3 separate regions of the Mus musculus genome follow, and regions 1 and 3 are each linked to region 2. The links are chromatin loops, found by intact Hi-C in ENCODE. Cell type or tissue: gastrocnemius. All regions are shown on one strand. Region 1 overlaps Cd276 (CD276 antigen). Region 2 overlaps Nptn (neuroplastin). Region 3 has its middle 4.0 kb from the start of Nptn.

Region 1 (8,000 bases), 110 kb before region 2:
AATCCAATGGAGGAAGGACACAAGAGGCTGAGGGTCAGGAGCCAGCTCTGGGGCTTTCTTTGATGGTGGTATGAGCAGTGGGACAGGGGACGGGCTGCATGCAGGGGACAAGGAGTGGGGAATGCTCCCGCCTGTGACTCAGCTGCCACCTGCAGGCTGGCAGCAGCATTGCGAAAGTTCCGGATGCCCACAAAGCAGGGGAAGCTGCCCTCATCAGCTACATCCATGCACGGAACCCTCAAGAACACACTGCCCTGTGCCAGCGGGGAAGAATGCTGTGCTGCTGGGATAGGCCTGCCCTGGACCCAGCCCCCAGGGAAGCTGCACACCAACTATTTGGTGTCTGAGTTGCCAGATGAGATTAAAATGGGCCAGGCTGAAGCCAGGCTCGAGGGTGGGGGTGGGGTGGGGTTAGAGGGGGAGAGCAGCATAGGGTGGTGTCACTGCCCATCAGGGATACCCCAGGGTCTTCAGACCTGGACCTCCATGCCTCCTGAGTCAGAATCACAGAGACCAAGCATTAAGGAGGAATAGGACCTCTGCAGCCGTTCCACAGCCTCTTCCTCCATCAAAACCCAGGACTTCTTCCCTCTCATTCTCTCGAGACAGATTGAGTCTCATATCTGATTTTTCATAGCAGGCTGCTCTTGACTGACAAGAGCCATCTCTGGGATCCAGACTTGGGGTGATAGGATCATCGAGAGTCCCGCAAGAGCAAACCCCTTCCCCGCAGAACTCCTTTCCCTCTCCTGTGCGTGACCTGCTGACCCAGATGCAGCTCCATCCTTCCAGGAGGTCTCTACGGCCTTGGAGTCTGGGGAGTCAAGAAGGCCTTCGATCAGTGGCTCCTCGCTACCTGGAGAGCCCTCCCCCACCATCCTATCACAATCAAGCATCTCACTTGTTGGGAGACTGGAGATAAGGAACTAACTTCCTTTAACTTCAAGTGTGACTGATAAACGCTATAACCCTTTAAATTACTCCCCTTTAAGTTACTCCCCTTTAAGGTGCCACTTAAAACCAAAAACTAAAAGCCCGTGGGGCTTCTGTGGATTGTGATGATCCTACTGTAACACCAAGTTGAGTCCCAGGCATCTGAAGGTGCCATTAGCATTCTGGACCACCCTAAGCATGCTGTGCACATCAAACAAGCCTTGCTCCTTGGCCACCTAAGATTCCGTCACAAGGCCAGGCTGCTGAGCCCTGCCGCAGCCTCTGGGCAGCCCCGGGAGCTGGTACATATGATGTCACCTTGTCCCCAGGTTGTTGGGCTCCCGAGTCATGCTGGGCTTTGAGTAGAAGGCTGGAGGGTGGCAGAGGACAGGGATCATCACCAACAGCATCAGTGCAGGAGATAGTGGAAGGCGCACAGGCTGTTAGCGCAGGCTCATCTGTGGTACAGCAGCGTGTGAGAGGCCACATGCAGAAGGATAAAGAGTGGAAGCAGAGGGTACCCCTCTCCACGCTCACCGGCCACCTGCAGGCTAACAGCAGCGCTGTCAAAGTCCTGGATGCTCACAAAGCAGGTGTAGCTGCCCTCGTCGGTTACTCGGACGCGCTGCAGCCTCAAGGACGCATTGCCTTGCACCAACAGGTCAGGGAAGAGCGCTGTGCGGTTGGAGTAGGCACTGCCTTGGTCCCGGCCCTCCGTGAAGCTGTGCACCAGCTGTTTGGTGTCTGTCAGCTGCCAGATGAGGTTGAGCTGTGCCAGACTGAAGCCAGGCTCTGGGGAAAAGGAGCAGCGTAGGGTGGCATCCGTGTCCACCAGGGCCACCACGGGGTCTTCAGAGACCTGGACTTCCACAGCTCCTGGGGGTGAGTTGGAAGGGGTAGGGCAGTTAGGAAAGATGAGGTTTCCTCAGGGTCTCTCTCCTTTTCCAGCTACCTCTAGGCTCTGCACACGCTTCCTTTCAGGTCAGAGGCTCAGAGTAAGTTCCTATCTATGTTCCTCACTGCAGGCAGCTATTTGCCAACATGAATTAGAAATGCAACAAGGACCAAGACCCAGGTCATACCCTGGAGCTCGTTTATGTCGGAATGGAAGGCAGGCAGTTTGTGATGGACACAGATGTTCATCAGCTTGTGATTAGACAATGTGGGGGAGGGGGAGGGCTTGGTGTTAGAGCATCACCCAGCTTTGGATCCGCTCTATTCTAAAAAAAAAAAAAAAAAAAAAAAAAAGGGAAGCTGTGGGTGGAGAAGAAAGAGGAAGTACTTATAAAAGTCAAAGAAAAAGAAAGAACCAAAGAAGAGGCAGCTTTCAAGCCTGGCAGCTTCTTTCCACCTGCCAGGTCCCTTGCATTTTCCTACAAATACTATCTGTATAGGAAGGGTGCCTGCAGAACTAAACACCCACTGTTCTCAGTGAACTCCCTTGGGTGAGAGAACTTCATGAGTGCCTTTCCTTCTCTTCTCTTCATGAATAAACATACTTAACTTCTATGCAAGAAAGAATACCCATGTCTTTAAATAAGGTGTGAGGCAGGAGCTCTATGAAACACATGTAAGTGTGTCCCAGGAAGAGGGACCAGCAGGTACAAAGGCCCTGAGGTGCAGATCAGAAAGAGCACATGGAAAAGCCCACTGGAGGCCAGCCAGACGGGGCTCTGAGAGATGCTGGAAGAAACCTGGGGTCTCCCACCTTCGAGAGGATGTCATTACGGAGGGCACTAATTATTAGATGTGATCTGGGTAGCAAAGCCTGAAGCTCACCCCGGCTCGTCTATAAAGGGAGACTCTATCGTGGAAGAGTGAGGGGGTGGGTAGTCGGGAGACCAGCTCAGAGGTCCTCAAAAGAAGTGATGGCGACACAGCTGTAGAAAGGACACATGAGGCTATGAGCACAAGTCAGCGAAAGGCTAAGCACTCAGGAGGCAGAGGCAGGAAGATCTCCATAAATTTGAAGCCAGCCTGGTCAACATAGCAAGTTCTAGGCCCTGCAGTGAAGAGCAGCCACAGGGATTGAGCAAACCAGCCAGATCTAAGATGCAGCCCAGAGAATTATCAATATTTGCTGGTTGATGAAGGGTGAGAAGGAAGGAATGTGTGGTGATTTAAATGAGAATGTGCCCCCCCCCCCTTCGCGTGCATATGTTTGAATGCTGTTGGAACTGTTTGGGAAGGATTAGGAGGTGTGGCCTTGTTAGAGGAGATCTGTAACTAGCATGGGCTTTGAGGTTTCAAAAGCCTGTGCTCTCCTCTCTGCTTTGTGCTTGTGGATCGGATGGAATCTCTCAGCTACTGCTCCAGTGCTATGCGGGCCTGCCTGCTGTCATATTCTCCACCATAATGGAGAGGGTCATGGACTCACCCTCTGACATTGTTAAGCAAGCCCCCAAAGGAAATGCTTTCTTTTATAAGTTATAAGAAAATGGTGCCGGGCAGTGGTGGCGCACGCCTTTAATCCCAGCACTTGGGAGACAGAGGCAGGTGGATTTCTGAGTTCGAGGCCAGCCTGGTCTACAGAGTGAGTTTCAGGACAGCCAGGGTTATACAGAGAAACCCTGACTCAAAAAAACAAAAAACAAAAAAAAAAGAAAGAAAGAAAGAAAGAAAGAAAGAAAGAAAGAAAGAAAGAAAGAAAGAAAGAAAGAAAGAAAGAAAGAGAGGGGGGAGGGAGGGAGGGAGGGAGGGAGGGAGGGAGGGAGGGAGGGAGGGAGGGAGAAAGGAAGGGAGAGAGAGAGAGAGAAAGAAACAGGCTCCGCTATTGGCCCCCGTGCCTTCTATCCTATAAACTTTCCAGCACAAACAAGCTTCAAATGAAGCCAGCTGAATACAGCACCCATATAAGGCTTAGAAAATTTGTATTTGTTTTGTGATTAGTCTTTTACTATGAATTCTACACACACTCTTTCTTAGTATGTGATGTCTAGAGGTTGAAGCTGGCCCTTGATATCTTTCAGTGATTCCATGAAAACTCAGGCCAGTTTTCATCTTTGCCAACTAGATCTACGTGTCCCCTTGTAGGGGACATCTAGGACATGGAGCTTAGTCACCCAAAATTCTTTCTAAAGAAGTTAGAACCAGGCCAAGTGTGGTGACACACACCTTTTATCCCAACACTTGGGAGGCAGAGACAGGTAGATCTCTGTGTGAGTTTGAGGCCTGCCTGTCTAGATAATGAGTTCAAGGACAGCCAGGTACACATAGTGAGACCCTGTCTCAACCAAGCAAACACACTCACACAAAAAGAAGTCTGAACACCCACGGATAGAGATGGTGTTGTCTCTGATGACCACTAGATGGCGCCAGACACTTGGCTTTGTTTTCTCCATAAGGTGGATGACTACCTAAACAGGGCATTTACTTAGCCAAGCACTAGGTGGGAATTTATTCAGCATGGGGACAGAGCACTGTGAACATAGCAATCATCCATTCAGTCCCTGAGGTTAGACCTTGCCTTATGAGCGAGGTGACAACAGGCAATAAGCAAAGGAACCATATGTCCAGTGGAGGTAAATTATAGGAAGAATGTAATAAAGCGCTCGGGGCAGGGATGATTTAGGGAGGGAGGAAGAGTGCTATGTTGTTTTATACAAAGTAGTCAAGAAAGCATGCTGATGACCTGTCATCTGAGCAAAGGTTTGCAACAAAATAAAGAATGGAGTCATGCCTGTGTCTGAGGACAGAAAGTTTTCGGCAATGGTCCTGAGCAGAGTTCACACAGTGTGTTCAGGAACTTGCATTATCATAGCATACTGTCCCATTTTACAGATGAAGAAGCAGAGGCTAAGGTAAAGGAGGTTGGTGGCCTGTGGAGCCCAGAGATGGAAATCAATATGCTTCTTCAAGACAGAGACAGCCTGGCTGGAGCCCAGGGAGGAGTGGACATCCCCACATACCATCATGATCATGACCCTTCCCCTCACCTGTGAGGCAGAGGCACAGCACCCCCAGTGCTGTGCGCACACACACACCCACACTGGGGCCACCCCATCCTCGAAGCATCTTCCTGTGAGACAGCTGACAGCTGGGCTCTCCGTGGCGAATGGCTGCTCCTGCCCGTGGAAGAGGAAGAGGGGCCTTTGTCTCGAAGTTCCTCCAAAGGCCTCAGGATCATCCAAATCCAAGTGGGAAGAGGCCAGGCGGCCAGCCAGACAAAGCCGATGAGCTTGGGGTCCAGGCTGTACCAGGTCACTTTGGCTGATGGGAGAAATGGGACAGTAAAGGGGTAGACTTTAGACAGACTTAGGGTTCAACTTGAAACGTCTACTCAACTACTAAAGGTAGCCAGGAGCCACTGAGGGTTCTGGAATAAAGAAACCACATTGTCAGGGCTACTTCGATAGCATGTGCAGGGTAGATGAAAGGGGCCAGCCGAGTGATAAGGCAGGAAGAGATCACAGTGACAGTATCTGAGAGCATAGGACACGGGAAGGCAACTGTCAAGACACTTGGTTCTGAGACCTGGTTATTGGGGCAGGAAATGTGGAGCCTTTTGTCCAAGGCATGTTAGGTTAGGAGCATGTGTGCAGAAACCCCAGGACAGAGCCCTAGCTAGGAGTAGCAGAAATGTAAGGATGTGGAGTCTGGGAGAGACATCTGCTAGTTTAATACACATGTACCAAACAACCAAGGCCCAGCAGAGAAGAAAGAGACCAGGGGCAGGGCTGGGGTCAGCGTCAGGCCTCAGCAAGAGTTGGATCGCTTACAACAGACCAAGCCTAGCCCAGGGTGGTCCCAGACTCCCCTGGGTTTAGCTTGCAGGTGCCTGACTCAGGCAGGCTGCAGGCACTTCTTGTGTCTCTTGCTGTTGCCTGCTCAAGCCATGTGACCCATGTCCACCCGTCCCACCTAACAGTAATTAGCAAGAATATGAACATTTTGTATCCATGACCACCTCCAGAGATAGACCGTAGGCCTTGGTCACATTTAGCAGGAGAACCAAACAAATACATAACAATACATAACAAATACATAAACAAACCCAAACACAGGAGCTGAAAGAGCCCAATCCTTCCGAACTCCTTTTTACCTCTGATGGAGCAAATGCTGCCTACAGCCAAGCATGTGGTCTAGCCTCAGGTACACAGGGACAACCCTTCCATCCCTATCACACACTTTCTCGACCCCCCCCCCATGTCAGGCAGCTGCACAGAGGGAGTCCCTCAGCCAAACCCTGCATCCTGGCCAGCCACCCACTTCCCTGGCTGTCCACGGTTCACTGCGGGGGAAGCCCTGGGCAGCCACTTCCTTTCCAGATGCTTCCAGTCCAAAGTCTGGTGGCCTCAAAGCCTGGCTGTCTAGGTGCTGAGTCAGCAGCCCCAATTCATAGTGGCACCCTTGGGGACACCACTTCCTGCCTGACAAGGGCACCGTCAGCCTGCAGGAAAACCTAGCAGGCAGCTGCCTGTACTGCTGGCTACGTGCCACGGGAAGCTAAAGCCTACAGAGCTGCCAGCTTCTAAGGCTTCTGTCCTTGTTTACTTCTAAACAGAAGCAAAACCAGGGAGCTGGGATGTGGCCCAGCTGGCGGAGTGCTGTCCCAGCAAGTACACAGCTCCTGGTTCAACCTCTGAGCCCCTCTTAAACCAGGTGTGGTGGTACATGCCGGTAAGCTGGGCATTCCCAGACAGAAGCGGGACGATCAGGAGTTCAGGGCCATTCTTAGCTATGTAGTGAGTGAGGGCAAGGCCATCCTGGGTCACAAGAGATGCCGTCTCAAAACAAAAACAAATCCGGAGTCTGTCAGCGATTTTTGGACCCCCTCACTTGGCTGCCTAAGCCTGCCATCTAGGGCCACCAGGGACCCCTTTACTGATCCTGTAAGTCCCACATATCACCCCTACCAAACTCAATTCTCTCAGGTGCCTTCTCTTGAGACCTAAGACAGGAATCAGCTCATGTCCTCCCCTGCTTAGGAATCTCCCATGGCTCCACAATAGTTACAAGAGAAGACCTACATATCTCTACTTGTCACTGAAGGCTTTTCCTAGGATGCCTTCTCATGCTGCAAGCTATTTCCTGCTACTGGGCTTTACCCCTACCTAGAATCACTTGTGAATGTCTGTTGAATATGTGGGATCAAAGAGTCCCTCTCCTGGTCAGGCAGAGTTGAGTTTCCCAGAGCATAGCTGTTCCTCACTCCAGAAGGCCCAGGAGAGGCGTCCAGAGTGGACACTAGCCTTGTTCCCTTTGATTCTTCTCCTTCATTCTGGACTCAGGAAGCCCATCATTGTAATCCAGCCTAGACACTCCAGGGAGCCCCCACCCCCACCCCCACGAAAGACTACAGAGTGCTTTGGCCTCTTGTAGAGACACTGTAGGTAAGAGACAGCCATTCTCACTTTTGAAGCTACTGCATGCAGATTCAACCAATCCCAGAAGATTTAGGACCCAAGGACACTCTTAAGACATCACCCAATGCAGACCTAGATGGGCCAATCTTTTCCCCCTTAATCCAGGACCAGCTAAGTTTCTGTCGTGTACAACTGAAGGAACCCTTATATATATATGTAGATTCGCCTGTGCGTTGGACAATCCCTTTAATAATGCATGGAATACCTGTAGCAGAGGCCGTGGGCACAAAGGTGACTAATGTGTCTGCATGTTCTCAAATAGCAGACCCAATACAGAAGGCAGACATGCCTTTCACTAAGGTGCACTTTAAGATTCCACGAGGGCTGCTGTGTGGCATCTGAGAGCCATCATAGCCTCCGAGTGTGTCCTGAGGACCTGGAGCAGCTCTCCACGTAAGGCTGGGCAATGTGAGATTCATCTTAGCCCCATCTGCTGCCTCTCAAGCACATCTCCTTGATATGGCAGCGTATGAAAGACCAAGGCTCGAAAGCAGAAGGAACTGAATGTGATCATCAGAACTCAGGGACTACCAGGCATGGTGGTACTCGCTCCAGGACTGGGGAGGTGAACAAAGACAGATCCTTAGGTTTACTGGCAAACCAACCCAGCCTGCTTAGTGAGCTGTGGGCTAGTGAGAGAGCCAGTCTCAAAACAGAAGCAACTAAATAAAAAAACAAGGTGGACGACAATTGAGGCTCAGC
Region 2 (8,000 bases):
ACATTTCTCTTGGGTTTGAGATCAGGCAAAATGTAAGTTGAGCACTTGGGAGGTTGACTCAAGAGATGCCATCTTAGGCCAGTGAGAGAGGGGTGAGGGGGGTGAGAGGGGGGTGAGGGGGTGAGGCTGAGAGGAGGTAGCTTACTTGGTAGAGGGCTTGCCTGGCACGCATAGTTCCTAACTTTTATCCGCAGCAACCTAGAAACACCCATGACTGTATATGCCTGGAATCCTAGCACCTATGAGGTGGAGGCAGGACTATAAGTTCAAGGTCACCCTCAGCTATGGAGAGAGTTAGGCCAGCCTGGGACATAAGATCCTATTACTCCATCCCACTACCACAAAAGCTGCTCAGTGAGGAGATTGCAGTAGCACAGGGGCGTTGACCAGGATTGGCTCTTGGCTGCTTTAAATCTAAAGCCATCGCTTTAATGTTGTATAGTGGGTGCAGTAAGTAAATTACTAGGTATCTCAGAGAGCCCTCCCTATATAATGAGATGTGTGTCAGGGTCGGGGACACTGAGGGCAGCCACATTTTCACTGAGGACAGAGCATTCAGGCAAATCAGTGTGTGTACCAATCCACCAGGAACTTCACACTCATCAGATGGATTCCAGAAGCATCTTGTTTCATTCTCCCCTCAGTCCTCTTCCTCTCATCTAGCCAGTGGCTGTGAGGAATCCCCAGGTGGAGAGAACAGTCTTTGTTTAAGGCGGCTTTGGCCTGAGGGTTTGGGGTATGTTGATATTTGTCGGTTACTGTGACTTCTTTTTTTTCCCCCTTCAATTGCATCAAACCCTTAAAACATGGTGGTAAGTGAGTGATATGCATGCTTTTGGAGTTTGTTTAATCTCCGCTTCAGTCTATACAATGCACAGTTCATAATGTTAACACTCTCTTCAAGTTTACTTCATTCACTTTCACAACTAATTTGGATTTTTAGTTTGCTGTTTAGTCCTCATTTACTTTATTTTGTGCCTTTCTCTGTAGCTCTGTTCTTCTCTCCTGACCTTCCTGTTGAGGTCAAGTTGTTCTTTTGTCTGGCCTGTATGGGAGAGTGATGCTGCAGATCGTGGCTCAGTGCAGGAGAGGAGGGGGTGGGCGTCCTCTTTGTGCTGTCCAAGTGGATTTGGGAATCATAGGGGGTTCCTGGGATTTAGACCCAGTTGAGTTGAGTCACAGCGGCTCCCACTTTCAGGCATGGCAGCTACACCAGAAACACTGTTGCTCACATACTCACATGCCAACCATTGCATGTGGCCAGCTTGTTGGCTTGGAAAGTGGTATTTCTAGACACCAGGGTGCACCTCCACGCCAAGAGAAAGAAAGGCCTGTGGTGCAGTGCGGGGAGAGACTGACCTTGCTTTTGTGATTCTCCCCTCCTGCTTTTTAAAGTTGGGAGTCTTGCTTTAGAATTTTGTATTTTGTGATGCACACTAAAATTTACCAGTTTGTTCCTATGTCTTCTCCTTTAAATTCCCAGGGTGCTTAGCTTGTAGCATGTTATCTGATTTGCCTGCCCTGGGTGCTGAGCAGTAGGCTGTGATGAGGGGAGGGTTCAGGATGGGCTTGTGTGTCTTAGTACCTGATATGTCCTTGTATCTTTCCACTGCATACACAGCAAGCAGTTGTCTTGGGTGTCCTGAGTCCTAGTTTGTTCTCTGTACCTGTTTTAGTAGTGGACTCCTGGGGACACTGGTATGTGGCTAGCATATTGTTTTGCTGATGAGTCATTGGTTTGTGGTTAGTTTTTTTTTTTTGTTGTTTTTGTTTTTGTTTTTTAAATCCTGTTTTGCTCCAGTCACTGTGTGCTGGCGGTGGCTTTGCCTCTCCGTTGCCTGAAAGGAACAGGTGGAGCAATGTCTCCCTGACAGACATTACTCCTGACATGTGCTCCTGCAGATGCGTACACCAAGATTGTAATCTCCATAACTGCTTCATGTGCACCAAGCCCCCTTGTGGAATCCTGCTGAGAGTTTTTCTAGATGCCGTCAGTGAAACCAAACTGTTATAAAATCTTTTAGTTCACCAACTTTTATACACTAAAAACAAAGGGTGCTTGTTTCCTCCCCTTGTGGATTTTTTTAAATGACTTTTTTTTGATTTTTAAGAACATTTTCTCAATGTATGCATATTTACTAAGAGACCAAGTTGTCAGAATTATTAAGTATAAATAAAGCTTCTAAACACAAATAGCAAAAACTTTTTTTTTAATTAAACTATGTCATGGCTCTTGTTTTGGCCAGGGCACAATAGTGAGCCCATCTTTTTGTGTGGCGTCTTTTTTTAGACTTTGTTCCTGTTCACCTCTCCCTGTGATGTCACAGAACATCTCTGCTTCTCATAGGTATCTTGCTGGCCCAGTTGAGCATGGGTAGCCAAGGATTAGGTTGAACTATTATGGCTTCTTCTTCTCAGGCTCATTCTTCAGATTAATGACCTCATAAAGATTATAAAACAACAGGAAAAACAGTGCCCTCTGGGGAAGTGAGGATGTGTGGTTAAATGTATAGAATGTACACATCCATTTACATGGAAGAACTGCATACGTTCTCCACAAGAAAACAAACAGCAGGATTTTACAACTGAAATGTTGGTTTGTCTTCTCATCTATTTAAGAGTGAACCACTGGAACTTGGGGACAAGATGAGTACAATGATATTGCAGCCTATCTGTCCGCTACAGTTGCAGTTTTTCATGATGAGCATTCAGAGTGTTAACTAAAACCATTGAAACAGCATATCCACCATTAAAACTGAATTTAGAAATAACTTCATGAGTGTTTTGCACCTTCAGATGGAATGGCCTTTAATAAATGCTATGAATAGCCATGTTTGACACTTGGAGTTTACTGTCCTGTTCATTCTTAGGCAGAGTCTAATGGTTTTCTCCTTTCTTCTTATGTCTCATGGATTATTAAAAACTGGACACCTCATAGATGATGAACCAGCTGGGCCAATGTGAGTACTTCATTGGACACAACTTTACAGTTTCTGATTGAATTGTGTTGTGTTTGCAGTTTAGTCAAAAGAAATACTAAAGATTGTATGAGAAGACAATTCCCTTACAATTAAAGTTGCAATGTACACTTTTAAAGCCTGAAATAATTCTGACTTTTGATCTCTAGGCCAGATCTTGTTTTTAGCCTTAGAAGTAAATAGTATGCAAAAGAAATTGAAATTGTATGTATTTGACATGCTTAATCTAATAATATCGGAGTAAGCAGTATAAGTTAGCTTCAAACTGGACTGTAGAATTAAGTGGTCTAGTTCCATTAACAATGCTGATGTCCAAGAGTGGAATGAAGTTGCCAGGGTTCCTAGAGTTGGAGATTATAGGAAGCAAGAGAAGGGGTAGTTGGTAGCTAGTTGGTAGCTGACAAGTTAAAAGCCAGAGGGCTCAGCATGGCTAGTTGCTGGTTACTTTTATCAGTTAAGAAATTAGTGTTCAAAGGAGTAAGTCTCTCTCACTTTTCTAAGTAATTAATAGCTTAGACATCTAAGGTGTGTGTGTTGTTTGCCTTGGGAGTCCGAAGAACCTATTAATTGAAAGCAGGAGGCAGAATATTGTTATACATTCTTAGGAGTAGAGTTTGCTGCTACACCAGGGATGGAAGAAGTGAAGAGTCTGTTTCCATGTGTTACCCTTTTCAAATAATGTGACTAGTTGACCTCACACAGTCCACTTTTTCCTCCAAAGGAAAACCAACTCTACCAACAATCACAAAGATAAAAACTTGCGCCAGAGAAACACAAATTAAGTACTGCTTTTAATGTAAGTATGCCTTCTTTGGAGACTTAAAAGTTCTATTCAAATGAACTGTGCTTCTGCTCACCTTGCTACAAATTCTTCAGTAGTTGGTGTTACATGAAGACTTTATAATTTCAGACTAGCTGATACTAACAAGTTCTTTCTGTTCACTGCAGTGGATGGAAAGGAATGCCTTTCAGCTTTGTTGACCCACATATTTACTATACTAGGTTCATTTCATATTAAATTCCTTGTATTGCAGTCTACTTACATATTTTTTAGAAGGAGTTAAAAAAAATAGTTAACTTCTTAGGCAGATTATACCCAAAAGCCTGTTAGTACTTTGTGTGATCTCTGCTGAAGGCAAGATAGAAATGTGGCCATAAGGGAACAGGGCCAGAATGCTTAGAGGCACATGGAGATCAGAGTTTCATACCACATCCCTGAGCATGCTGTTTGAACCAAAGCTGTGTCTGATGTGGCACTGACATAGTTGTGATGGAGTGACAGTGTATATTCTTTTAATTTCCAGATATCCTTCTCTTTACAGCTCTTTAGGTTCCTGAAAAACGATGGCAACATGACCTGCTAAGTTTTCTGCTTGGACCTCTTTGGTCTCTCTCCCTTTCAAGTGAGCAACACCACAATGACCGTCTAAAGCATGCCTTATTTAGCCTCTCCTATAAGGGTGACCTAGCCAGGTACATTTTAAACAATGCTTCAGTGTAGAAGGTGTAAACTATTTTGGGCTTGATGTGCTGTGAATGTTGCTTTCCCTCCCTTTGTTAAAAATATTTAAATAGAAATGAAAAGGTCCTCTGAGGATCAGATCATGCATGCGCCATTTTTTACTTATGCAGCTGTTAAATTGGCAAAGCTCTAAACGCACTGCTGCCATCTAGTGATCATTTTGTAAAGTACAGCAAAACCTACAGATATATACAGTATATAAATATATATATATATTTATATTTTTGGGGGTGGGAGAAATCCAAAATAAAGTCAACGCTTGTTTCATTTTAAGCTGCTGATACTCATTCCTTATTATTTGTCGTCAGATGAGGAAGCTGCAGTTCTGGTACAAACTGATGAGAGTGTATAGACTTAAGTCTGGCATTCTAAGGGCTTACCGTATAACTTTAGGAACCTGGAACAGTCCACTGAACGGCTAGAATGAATTGCAGTATATATGTATGATTGATTGCTTTTTAAGTGACTATTTTTCCTCTTGTCAAATCATGTAAATTCTGAAATCTTTTGCACTGATGTGTCAAACCTTATTCTTGTATATTCAATCAAGGCAACTTTTATAATTTCCCATTTGTTTTCAATGACCCTGAAATGTTAATAGCATGGTGATATTCTATGCAACTCTAGTTACACCTTTTGGTTTGACACTGTATTTTCACATTGATTTCATGACTGATGATAGATTTTATAACCTGACTGGGTTCTCATGCGGTACTAACTGTAGATGCATGTACTTGTGTTCTGTGTAATTATTGAAGTGCAATGGTGTACAAAAAAAGTGGATTCACCTGTTTTTAACAATAAAACATTGATAAAAGGTGCTTGGAATAATACTCTTTATTCAAATACCTTCAGTTCCTTAGTTGCATACATGTGCAGGGCTTTAGTTTCTCAACCCTGTAATCTTTTTAAGTTCCTTTTCCACCTCTTCCACAAATGCTGGGAAGTTTTGATCCATGAGACATAAGCGTAGAAAAGGTCCCAATTCTTCTGTTCCCCATGAAGAGCCTTCATAGGCGAGGGTCAGCTTCTCTGGCGCCAGGATAGACTGCAGGGGTGCCAAAAGACCAGAGGGGTTGACTGCCTGATCCCAGATAATTTAACACAGAAAACATTGCCTTAAAATTTAGAACAACATAAAATGTTACTGTCTTTAGAAAAATCCTTTTCTATACTTAGGTTTCACGTTTACAATTCTGTGCCTACAATTTCTTTCCTTCCTCTATCCCACTCTTGAGTGCTATATTCTTCCCCTCCTTCCTTCTCCCTTCCTCATTCTGTCACTGCCCTGAACCCCAATTAAAAAAAACCAAAAACACCCAAACCAAAAACACAGGTTAATCTCAAATCCACGGTCCTGTTTCTGCATCCCAAATGTCTGGATTATAGACAGATACTACTCACTGGGCCCAGCTCTACATTTTCTGGACATACATAGAAAGTGAGATAAACTTGGATCTTTAAGGAAACATTGATGTATCTGAAGTTGAGATCTGGATAACAATATTATTGTAATAGCATTCCTCATGTGAAGCTGGATTCTGAATGGAAGAAATGGGTTGACTACCTGGGGGTGTAGCTTAGTGGCAGAATGCTTGCTTAGTGTGACTGAAGTGCAGGGTTTGATCCTTAGCATAACTAAAGAAACAGGGTTAGGGTGGCAGGAGCTGGTCTTTGTAATTGGCCATCTGAAGGACAAAAGTCATTTGTTTTGTTTGATGGTGGTGATCTGAGTAATTTGACAGAGACATGCAAACTTTTCCATAGTCAAGAATATAGGATGTCCTAAAACTCTCATGTTGTTGATTGTAGTCTTGTCATACTCTTAAGGCTGGACTGGATAGCTATGACTCTCTTCTTCAGTCTTCACTTTGCCTTTTCAAAAATGTCATGTTCTACAATAAATCATAGTGTACAGTCCCTTTTTAAGGAGTCAGTCCTTTGATTTTTTTTTTTTTTTGACTTGACAGTGAAATAAAAGTATTATGTATTAGTAGAAATTGGCTTTTCCTTGGAGAGCAACATGAGAGCTCTACTCTGGTGATGCTGGCTGCATGGTAACCTCTGGCCTCCTATCACAGGCTTGAAGGTCAAAGTCTATACTCCACGGTTATGTTGCTAAGCTATAATGTTCCAGAGGTAGGTGGTTTAAAACATTTTTAATATATTTCATCTTAGAATGATTTGATACAGATTTAGCCACATTGAGTTGAGAAGCATCTGTACTTCTGGCTTCTTTCACTTCATGTGGATTATTACTAAGTGTTCCTATAATTCATTCCTCTTTTTGAAATTAAATATTCTATTGTGCAGATGTACTACAATTAATGCATTCTCCTTCAATTGGCCTTGGTTGTTTCGCTTTTTGTTATAAATGTCCAAGTTTGGTTATTTTGAGATGGGATCTCATTATTTAGCCTAGACAGTTTTCTCTGACTTATCACCCGCCTCAGTTCACCTCCTAATTTTCAGGGTTTCAGGCCTGTGTTACAACTGTGCCTCCTTAAATTTAGAGTTTCATTTTAAAGTAGCCAAACGCCTAGGAGTGGCTGGGTTAATATTACACAGTAAGTATATCTAATGTGTAACCACCTGCTAGGACCATGCCATTTGTACTCACAGGTGCAGCACTTGCCAGTGCAGCTTCTCTTCTTATTGTGGAAATGCAGGAGCACACAAACCGCAATGTACATACAGAGGTCAAAGCATGACTTTTAGCAGTCAGGTCTTTCCTGCCACTCTGGTGAGACAGAATCTCATTGTTTTTGGCCATTGAATCAAGCAACGTTCTTTATCTCTGCTTCCCATCTTGCCATAGGAGTGCTGGGATTTTAGGGCTCCCAGGACTGAACTTGGGTTATCAGGCTTGCCTGGCAAGTCCTTTTACCCACTGAGCCATCTTACTGGTTCTGTGAATTTTTTTTTTTTTTATTTTAGCTATCCTAATACACTGTCTTGTTGCAGTTTTAACTTACATTTCCCTAATCAGAAATAATACTGAGCATCATTTTGTATGCTTGTTGGGCATTCATAATTCATACAGCTTTTGGTAATCTGCAGCATCTTAAAACCACATTAGGAGCTGGGGAGATTAGCTCAGTGCCTGATGGGCGAGCAAACGACCCAAGTCTGATCACCAGAGCCCAAGTCAAAAAAAAAAAAAAGTGTGGTATACCTACAGTCCTGGCACTAAGACTGATTGTCAGTTCTGTGAGGGTCCCAAGTAGCACAGGGTGGTTTCAAACCCCTTATTGCCAAGGATGATCTTGAACTCTGTCCTCCTGCCTCGACTTGAGTATTGGAATTACAGGCATATAGAACCTAAGGGTTTGTATGTGCCTACACCACCAACCCTGAAAACCAATTCATAAGTTAACAGCATTTAAATGTTAGTTTACACTGAAATCTGTCTGTGCTTGACAGCTTGGAAGATGTGTGATTTACCACCCATGGAATCAGTGAGTTCCAGCTCTGTTGGGTCCACTTAGTTTTGGCGCTTA
Region 3 (8,000 bases), 73 kb before region 2:
GAACCTGAAAATTCAGAAGCTGCAATGGGCTACCTGATATCCACAGCTGCATGGATCTAGCAGGTGATTGACGGTCGGGGGGTTTTGAAAGCATGGAGGAAGGTCCACTGTTATAGAGATTGCAGTGTGGCCATTGCATTCCACCCCACTCCCAACACACTCAGGCGATACCTTCAGTCAGAACACTAGCTACCTGAGTGGAAAAGACCAGGGCTGGAAGACAAGGTCAGAGAAATACCACATTCAAACATCAATAACGAAGAATGCTATAGTCACTGGTCTATAATGCCAATTAGAGATTGGATACAGGAAGATGGGGAGTTTGAAGTATCCTCAGCTATGAAGTGAGTTCTAGCTCAGCCTGGACTTCATAAGAGGTTGTCTCAAGAGAATTGAAATGAAACAAAACAAAACTAAAAAAATGGACATGACGGCTGGGCAGTGGTGGCGCACGCCTTTAATCCCAGCACTTGGGAGGCAGAGGCAGGTGGATTTCTGAGTTCGAGGCCAGCCTGGCCTACAGAGTGAGTTCCAGGACAGCCAGGGCTACACAGAGAAAGACACGACTACAACACCCAAGAACTCTGTAACACAACCAAGAGACCAAACTTAATAATCCATGAGATAGAAGGAAGAGCTGAGAGAAAGAAAAACAAAATTCCCATGGTATAGTGAATCCTTTTCATGAAATCATAGCGAAAAACAACCAAACAATGAAAACCTTCAAAATCTAGAGAATAGACACCTAAACACAAGAAGAATTTAGGGTTCCATATACATAACCAGAGAAGAACCACTCCATGACTTCTTCTTCTTTTTTTTTTTTTTTTTGGTTTTTCAAGACAGGGTTTCTCTGTGTAGCCCTGGCTGTCCTGGAACTCACTTTGTAGACCATGCTGGCCTCCAACTCAGAAATCCGCCTGCCCCTGCCTCCCAAGTGCTGGGATTAAAGGTGTGTGCCACCACTGCCCGGCTCCATGACTTCTTTTTTTTTTAAATTTTATTTATTTTTTTATCTATCTATTTATCTATCTATCTATCTATCTATCTATCTATCTATCTATCTATCTATCTATTTAATGTAAGTACACTGTAGCTGTCTTCAAACACACCAGAAGAGGGCATCAGATCTCATTTTGGGTGGTTGTGAGCCACCATGTGGTTGCTGGGATTTGAACTTCAGACCTTCGGAAGAGCAGTCGGGTGCTCTTACCCACTGAGCCATCTCACCAGCCTCCATGACTTCTTATAATCAAAATATCAAACATTCATGGCAAAAGTATTAAAAGCCATAAGGAAAAAAGTCAATTCCTATACAAAGACTGGCATATTAGAGCAATATTATTTCTCTTATTGGCAACCAAAAAGCTAAGAAAGCATGGAACAATATGTTTAAAACCCTGAAAGTAAATCTGTACCAACTGAGATTGTTATACCCAGTAAAGCTATCTTTAAAAATGGCAAAGAAATAAGGCTATTTCAAGGCAAATACAAACTAAGGCTCAGGTACCCATCCCTGTAGCTGGTCTTTACTACTTTGTGAGTTCTTCTTTCTCCCACCCTTCAGCCTATATTCACTTTTTTTCACCTTTTCAACACTCTAACACTAGAGAGGAGAAGAAAAAGGATAGAAAGTAAAGGGGATGATGTTATTATTATACGACTTCCTTCTGAGTAGGGGCATCAAGTTGCTTGAGGTAGGTTCGATCTTCACCATCAGGATATCTAATTTCTCCTCCTTCTCCTTCTCCTTCTCCTTCTCCTTCTCCTTCTCCTTCTTCTTCTTCTTCCCCTTCTTCCCCTTCCCTTTCCCCTTCTTCCCCTTCCCTCCTTCCCGTTCTTCCCCTTCCCCTCCTCCTCCTCTTCTTCTTCTTTTTCTTCTTCTTTCCTCTTTATGCATGACTACTTAACAAATGCAACCAACAACCCATACTTTCTCTCAGGGCCCTAGCATTTATATACCCTCTGAAAAGTTCCCAGAATTCCAAACATCACACAATCTCAGAAACTATCTACTGCTGGCAAAAATCACACCTCTGTTAGAGCATGAGGCAAATCATAGCTGCTGTGGACAATCTGAAACAGCCCTATATCCCACACCTGGAATTAAAATTAAAACATATTCTTATAATATTTCTGTGGCTTTAATTTTTTTCCAAGTGGTTTTTTTAAAGTTTATTTATTTATTTATTTATTTATTTATTTATTTATTATAAGTACACTGTAGCCGTCCTCAGACACTCCGGAAGAGGGAGTCAGATCTCATTACGGATGGTTGTGAGCCACCATGTGGTTGCTGGGATTTGAACTCCTGACCTTCAGAAGAGCAGTCGGGTGCTCTTACCCACTGAGCCATCTCACCAGACCATTTCTGTGATTTTAAATAGAAACTAAAATGACAAAATTGTTACTACACATCCATAACAGAAAAGGTATCTAAAGAAAAACATGTGCACCAACTTACTCTTGCTAAAAAGTATTGTGATCCCACTCAATGCCTGAGATTTGGTTCTCAGTGGCACACATCAGGCATGATGGCTTAAATCTGCAATCCCAGCAGTATCAACGACCCTGAGAAACTTGTTGTGCATGCTCAGGTCCTATTCCCAGGCTCAGGAAGCAAGGCCCAACAATCCATCTTTGAACTGTTCTCCATGTAATTCTATAGAAGTTTCAAGCAACAGGGTCTGGGACTGGGGCTGGGGCTGGAGCTACTGCTCATTGATAGGACATTTTCCTAGCATGTGTCAAGCCCTGACATAAATATTTTAGCACTGCATAAAATATTTGAAAGATAACACAAATCCATATGAACATCTATTTTCAATTTTGACTATGAATTGGAATCAATTAGAGTCTTTAAAAAACAGCTATTTATACTGGGCAGTGGTGGCGCACGCCTTTAATCCCAACACTCGGGAGGCAGAGGCAGGCGGATTTCTGAGTTCGAGGCCAGCCTGGTCTACAGAGTGAGTTCCAGGACAGCCAGGGCTACACAGAGAAACCCTGTCTCGAAAAACAAAAACAAAAACAAAAACAAAAAAGAACTTGAAACACAGATGGCTTTGAGGCACCATGTGGGTGCTGGGAACAGAATCCAAATCTTCTGCAAGAGCAGCCAAAGCTCTTAACTACCGAGCCATTTCTCCAGCCACAACTGGAGAGATTTAACATTACACTTCCCTCCAAGATTCTGATTTAATTGATAAGGTCTAGAGATGGAAACTTTTAAAAAAGACATAGATAATATTTTATTATTTATTTATTCATTTATGTGTATACATGGTATATTTGCATGTAGTGTGCATGTGCAAAAGCTAGGGGAGGATATTGATGTCCTATTCGATCACTCTCAGTCTTAGTCTCCTGAGTCAGAGCCTTGAATTGAAACTAGAGCAAGGATGGCAGCAAGAAAGTCCTAGAGATCCTCCTGTCTCTGTCACCCACAAGGTTACAGGCACACATGCATACAACATCTGGCATTTTATGTGGATGTGGGGGATTTGAACTCAGATCCTTATGTTTGTGCAGCAAGCACTCTTACCCGCTCAGCTATTGCCCCTGCCCCAGGATTGGAATTGTTTCATAGTTCTCTGGTTGTTCTAAGGTTCATCAAAGCTGGAAATGCAGAGCATTTACTCAACAGCACATTAGAGATTGCTATGTATCTACATAAACTGGGCCCCACCCCAGACGATGGAATTGAAACCTCCAGAGGCTGGGTGGTGAGCATCTCTCTTTTAGTGCTGCGTTTTATTCATGCTTCCCAGTTGGTTCTAATGTGTAGCCACAGAGAACCATTTCATTATTGTAACTTTCTCAGCTTCTCTTTACTCGCGCCTCTCCCTTGAGGGCTCAAGAGTGAGGTTTCGGGTGAGCCATTGTGGGAAGGAATTAAGCAAGTTTGAGACCTGCCACTTAGAGAGGGCATGTGAATGTCTAGTCTTGCCCCCCCCCCCATCCTACATTTCCCAGTAGTACTGGGAAACAGCGTGTTCACTCACTGCTGTTCCCTGTGTCTGTGCGTACACGCAGCATTTAGGAGCAATTTGTTCCCAAGCTAGTCTGGCTAGCCGACTACTGGAGGTTATCCAATATAAACTTTATAAGAGGGATGCTATAATTTCTATAGGCATATTCATGACTTTTATTCAATTATTTCCAAATCTGGGCAAGGATTAGCCCCTAAGATCCAACTCCAGTCATAGAGAGCATAAACCGGCTGTTAGGCTGGTCTGCTTCATCCTCATCCCTATATTAGTCAGTCATCAAAGTGGATACGGTACCCAAAGTTCTCTCTAAAAAACGAGAAGCATCCCATGCTACTGTCCAGGGAACAAACATTATTCTAACCTTAGCCGACCCTGAGTGTGGAGTTTGCCCAAGGATATTGCTTTGCTCAGATTCAAATGACGGCAGTCAAGATGAGTGGGGCAATATATATTACTGAAGGAGCTTAAAGGTGCAGAGATCTTTGTAGGATGAAGACAGGAAACCATTAGGAAGTTCAAGAGCATCTCTAGGAATCCTACAACTCTGTCGTTTTGACCAATCTTCCAAGGGCCAATTGAATACATCAAACCAAACCAAGGGAGGACTTTCCATTTGGGAATTACAGGCCTTACCACCAGGGGGTGCTACCAACACTGGAAAGAAGACCTCCAAGGGATTCGCTGGAGGCCAGGAAAGTGTTTCAGCCTGAGCTCTGAGGACCCCTAGGGCTCTTCTGGTGCATCACAAGGAGCTTAACAATCCTTGGACACATCTGCATTCGGAGTTTTCTTAGTGTATGTAAATAATAATCAGTTTGGTTTTAAGACAGGACTTTGTTCTCTGTAGCATAGGCTGATGGTCTGGATCTATATATCCTAGCCTGACCTGGAACTTGTAGTGACTCTCCTGCCTCAGCCTCCTAAGTATTGGTGTACATATAAGCTACTATGTCTGGTAAGCCGTAAAACAACAATAACCCCCAACCCTCGATTTCTAAATTCCTTTAAAGAGGTTCCCACATCAATAGGAGATTTTAGTTGTGTGTCTTAACAGCAGGAAGAAACTAATAGTACTCTTATGTCATGTGGGGACCTGCTGATGTTTTCCCTAGGTAAAAAGGGTTCTTTATAATTTAGTGCTTTGAATGGTACCACCCATAGGTAAAAGATTGCTCCTGAGTCAGCTTTTGCAATCATGATATTGTAACATTAGGGAGAGAAAATGTAGGCTGGAGTCTGAGCTGTAGTAGTGTCATGATCAACATTGAAGTGCGTGTAACACAACAGAAATTGTTCAAAATATTGCACATAAACTTATGCACTTTTTCTTCTTACAGTCTTTCAAAGCTGCAATGATCATTGTCCCTATTTGACAGATAATTTGTCAAGAGAAATTATTAGGTCACTGGGGCGAAGATGCATAGATACTAGCGATGCGGGCGGGGGTGGATTTGGATTTTATAATTTCTTATCCAGACTAGTTCAGATTGTGCTATAAGAACAACCCCGGAGGGCTGAAGAGGCAGCTCAGTTATTGAGAACATTTACTGCTCTTGCAGTGGACCCAAGTTCAGTCTCAGCACCCACATAGATGCTCACAACCATTGATAACTCCAGTTCCAGGGGTTCCAACATCCCCTTGTAGACTTTACAGGCATTACAACACACACAGAACACAAACATACATGCAAGGAACACATTCATACACATAAAATAAAAATTTCTAAAAGTAGAAAAGAGCAGACATCCTTGAGTCTCAATAGCAATATTATCAGTTCTGTGTGGGTGACAAGAGGGTTCAGCTTATTGTGCTAACTCGAGGATCCAAGTGGTCATCCCTTTCCTGTTGACATGTATTTTCACTATCATAGCCATTACTCACTATTACCAAGACCAAAGAGTCTGAAACCCTGGAAATGAATGAATGCTTCACTTGGAAAATGATGCGTGCCACTTCTCAAATTTCATTGGCTGAGACAGCCACAGGCCACTCTCAACTTAAAGAGGGCAAGGAGATGTGCTTCTAAAATAAGCCTAGAAGCAAGAGAACCCGACTGTCTGCCATCCACAGTTATGCTTGGAGATCCTGAGCAAAACCTGCCATCTCTTAGCCTCAGTTTCCCCATCTGTGAATGATACTTTTATAAGGATTTCTCGTTGCGAGTGTAAATACGTAGGTTTGTTAGGACACAGCTTTTCTTCTGTGAACATACCCCAGAGATAGAGCCCCAGCCCTTGCTGCAAAGCACAGTCTATAGCAGATAGCAGATAGTTGTCTAGTTCCTGGGAAAGCTGGAGAGTTCTGGAGAGTTTGTGATGGTTTCTTTCTTTCTTCCTTCCTTTCTTTCTTTCTTTTTTTTTTTTTTTCGGTTTTTTGAGACAGGGTTTCTCTGTTTAGCCCTGGCTGTCCTGGAACTCACTTTGTAGACCAGGTTGGCCTCGAACTCAGAAATCCAACTGCCTCTGCCTCCTCCTTTTTTTTTTTTTTTTTTTTTTTTTTAAGATTTATTTATTTATTATATGTAAGTACACTGTAGCTGTCTTCAAACACTCCAGAAGAGGGCGCCAGATCTCGTTATGGATGGTTGTGAGCCACCATGTGGTTGCTGGGATTTGAACTCCAGACCTTCGGAAGAGCAGTCGGGTGCTCTTACCCACTGAAGCCATCTCACCAGCCCCCCTCTGCCTCCTCTTTACTCCAGATTCTCTAACCCTTTGAATATAGTCAGGTCAGCAGGCCAGTTTACCCTTTCTCACTTGTAAGCCACAGAGACACCCGAGGATGTCTGTTGTGACTCATAGATGAGCTAAGCCACAGAAAACACTCCTTTGCTAACCACAAGTGCTGAGGGTGGTTCAGGGAAAACAAACAAGCCAACTCCCCCAAATCTGTGTTTGTGTTCGAGAGCCTGTGTGCCCGCACTGGGAGGCCAGAAGTTGCCTTCGGGTATCTCCCTTAACTATTCTTTTTCTTTCTTTCTTTCTTTCTTTTTTTTTTTTTTTTGGAGAATACTCAGTTTTTGAGGTAGGGTCCCTCACTGAGCCTAGACCTCATCGATCGGCTAGGCAGACTAGTTAGCAAACCAGAGAGCTCTTCTCTTCTCCAGACTCAGATTACAGCGTTGGCTCTGGTGGCCATCCTTTTCTGTTTTATGCTGGGGAAACTCAGGTCTTCACGTTTGTGTATCAAGCATTTTTAAGGACTATGACATCTCCCCAGTACTCTCTCACCGCAAAAGAAGGCATTTCTCAACTTTCTATGCAACATGGCTAAACTCCTTTTTGATTGCCCCTTTCCTGTGGGTCATCTCTGATACACCAGGCTGAACAGTGAACTGAGTGGAAACTATTTTCTTACGGGTTTCCTCTACCAAAGGTTCTGCCTATTACTGGACACACTGTGACTTCCTTGTAGAATTGGATCTGTAGCCCTGCACAGGCTAGCTCTTCAGGCCCTCAGAGCTTGTGAAGCTAAAATAAGGCCAAAGAGGGGTGGGGAGGGCACAGGTAGGGAGGAAAAGGAGGACACTTGAAGGCTGAGGGAACAGATGTCCGTGCAAGGAAGCACAGCGATCGTTAACACTGCCTGGAAGGGAAAAAAAAATCCACGAGGCAGAGAGGTTGTGGCCAGATACCTCTAGGGGTCTCTGGTCAAAGTCCAGAAGGAAAAGCAGGGTTTTGATAAGGGGTACTAATAGGAAGCTCAAAAGCAGGGTCTAGGGTATCCATTTCTGAAGCTTCGAGCAGTAACGCATGAAAGGCAGGATGGGTGGGGGGAGCATTGTTTTCTCAATGCTTCCTCTAATTTCTGAGCGCTAGGATCCCATAGAAGTGAGAACTGTACTCCGCCGTCTTCCCCCGTGGGAGAAGGAGCGGGTGGAGTCCCCGCCTCGCCCCGTCACGTGGCCAAAAGCGCCCTTCGCACGTGACCGCCCTTGTGCTTGGCCAATCAGCCTCTGCAGGGGCGGGGACTTGGGGAGGGGGGGGAAGAGGGCCTCTTCTCGCGAG

Evidence for each region. Peaks named below come from ENCODE experiments on the same cell type or tissue, not always from the same donor. Only the 100,000 strongest peaks of a DNase experiment are listed, where the experiment ranks them.
Region 1: it touches region 2 in a loop (6-fold over the local background); 29 of 42 quality-filtered maps call a loop at or near these places.
Region 3: a loop joins it to region 2, with 10 times the contacts of the local background. A loop is called at or near these places in 22 of 42 quality-filtered maps.

What each region holds. Positions count from the first base shown.
Region 1 is chr9:58,535,799-58,543,798 of GRCm38, forward strand. It overlaps Cd276 (CD276 antigen), which reads right to left. Exons shown (of 8, transcript NM_133983.4): 2 at 4,869-5,142; 3 at 1,471-1,809. The coding sequence starts at 4,947. Among named protein-coding and RNA genes, the nearest start is that of Gm51678, 13 kb to the left of the region's middle. In gastrocnemius, CTCF peaks have their summits at 158 (motif pointing left) and 4,246 (motif pointing right); DNase peaks (open chromatin) are centred at 162, 4,245 and 6,354; H3K4me3 peaks cover 404 bases; H3K27ac peaks cover 2,223 bases.
Region 2 is chr9:58,647,559-58,655,558 of GRCm38, forward strand. Nptn (neuroplastin) reads left to right here. Exons shown (of 9, transcript NM_001357751.1): 7 at 2,951-2,960; 8 at 3,700-3,774; 9 at 4,301-5,321. The coding sequence ends at 3,760. It overlaps Rec114 (REC114 meiotic recombination protein), which reads right to left. Exons shown (of 6, transcript NM_028598.1): 6 at 5,298-5,548. The coding sequence ends at 5,384. Among named protein-coding and RNA genes, the nearest start is that of Nptn, 69 kb to the left of the region's middle. In gastrocnemius, a CTCF peak has its summit at 4,656 (motif pointing left); DNase peaks (open chromatin) are centred at 1,287 and 4,641; H3K27ac peaks cover 828 bases.
Region 3 is chr9:58,574,212-58,582,211 of GRCm38, forward strand. No RefSeq gene overlaps it. Among named protein-coding and RNA genes, the nearest start is that of Nptn, 4.0 kb to the right of the region's middle. In gastrocnemius, CTCF peaks have their summits at 6,551 (motif pointing right) and 6,756; a DNase peak (open chromatin) is centred at 4,648; H3K4me3 peaks cover 920 bases; H3K27ac peaks cover 1,292 bases.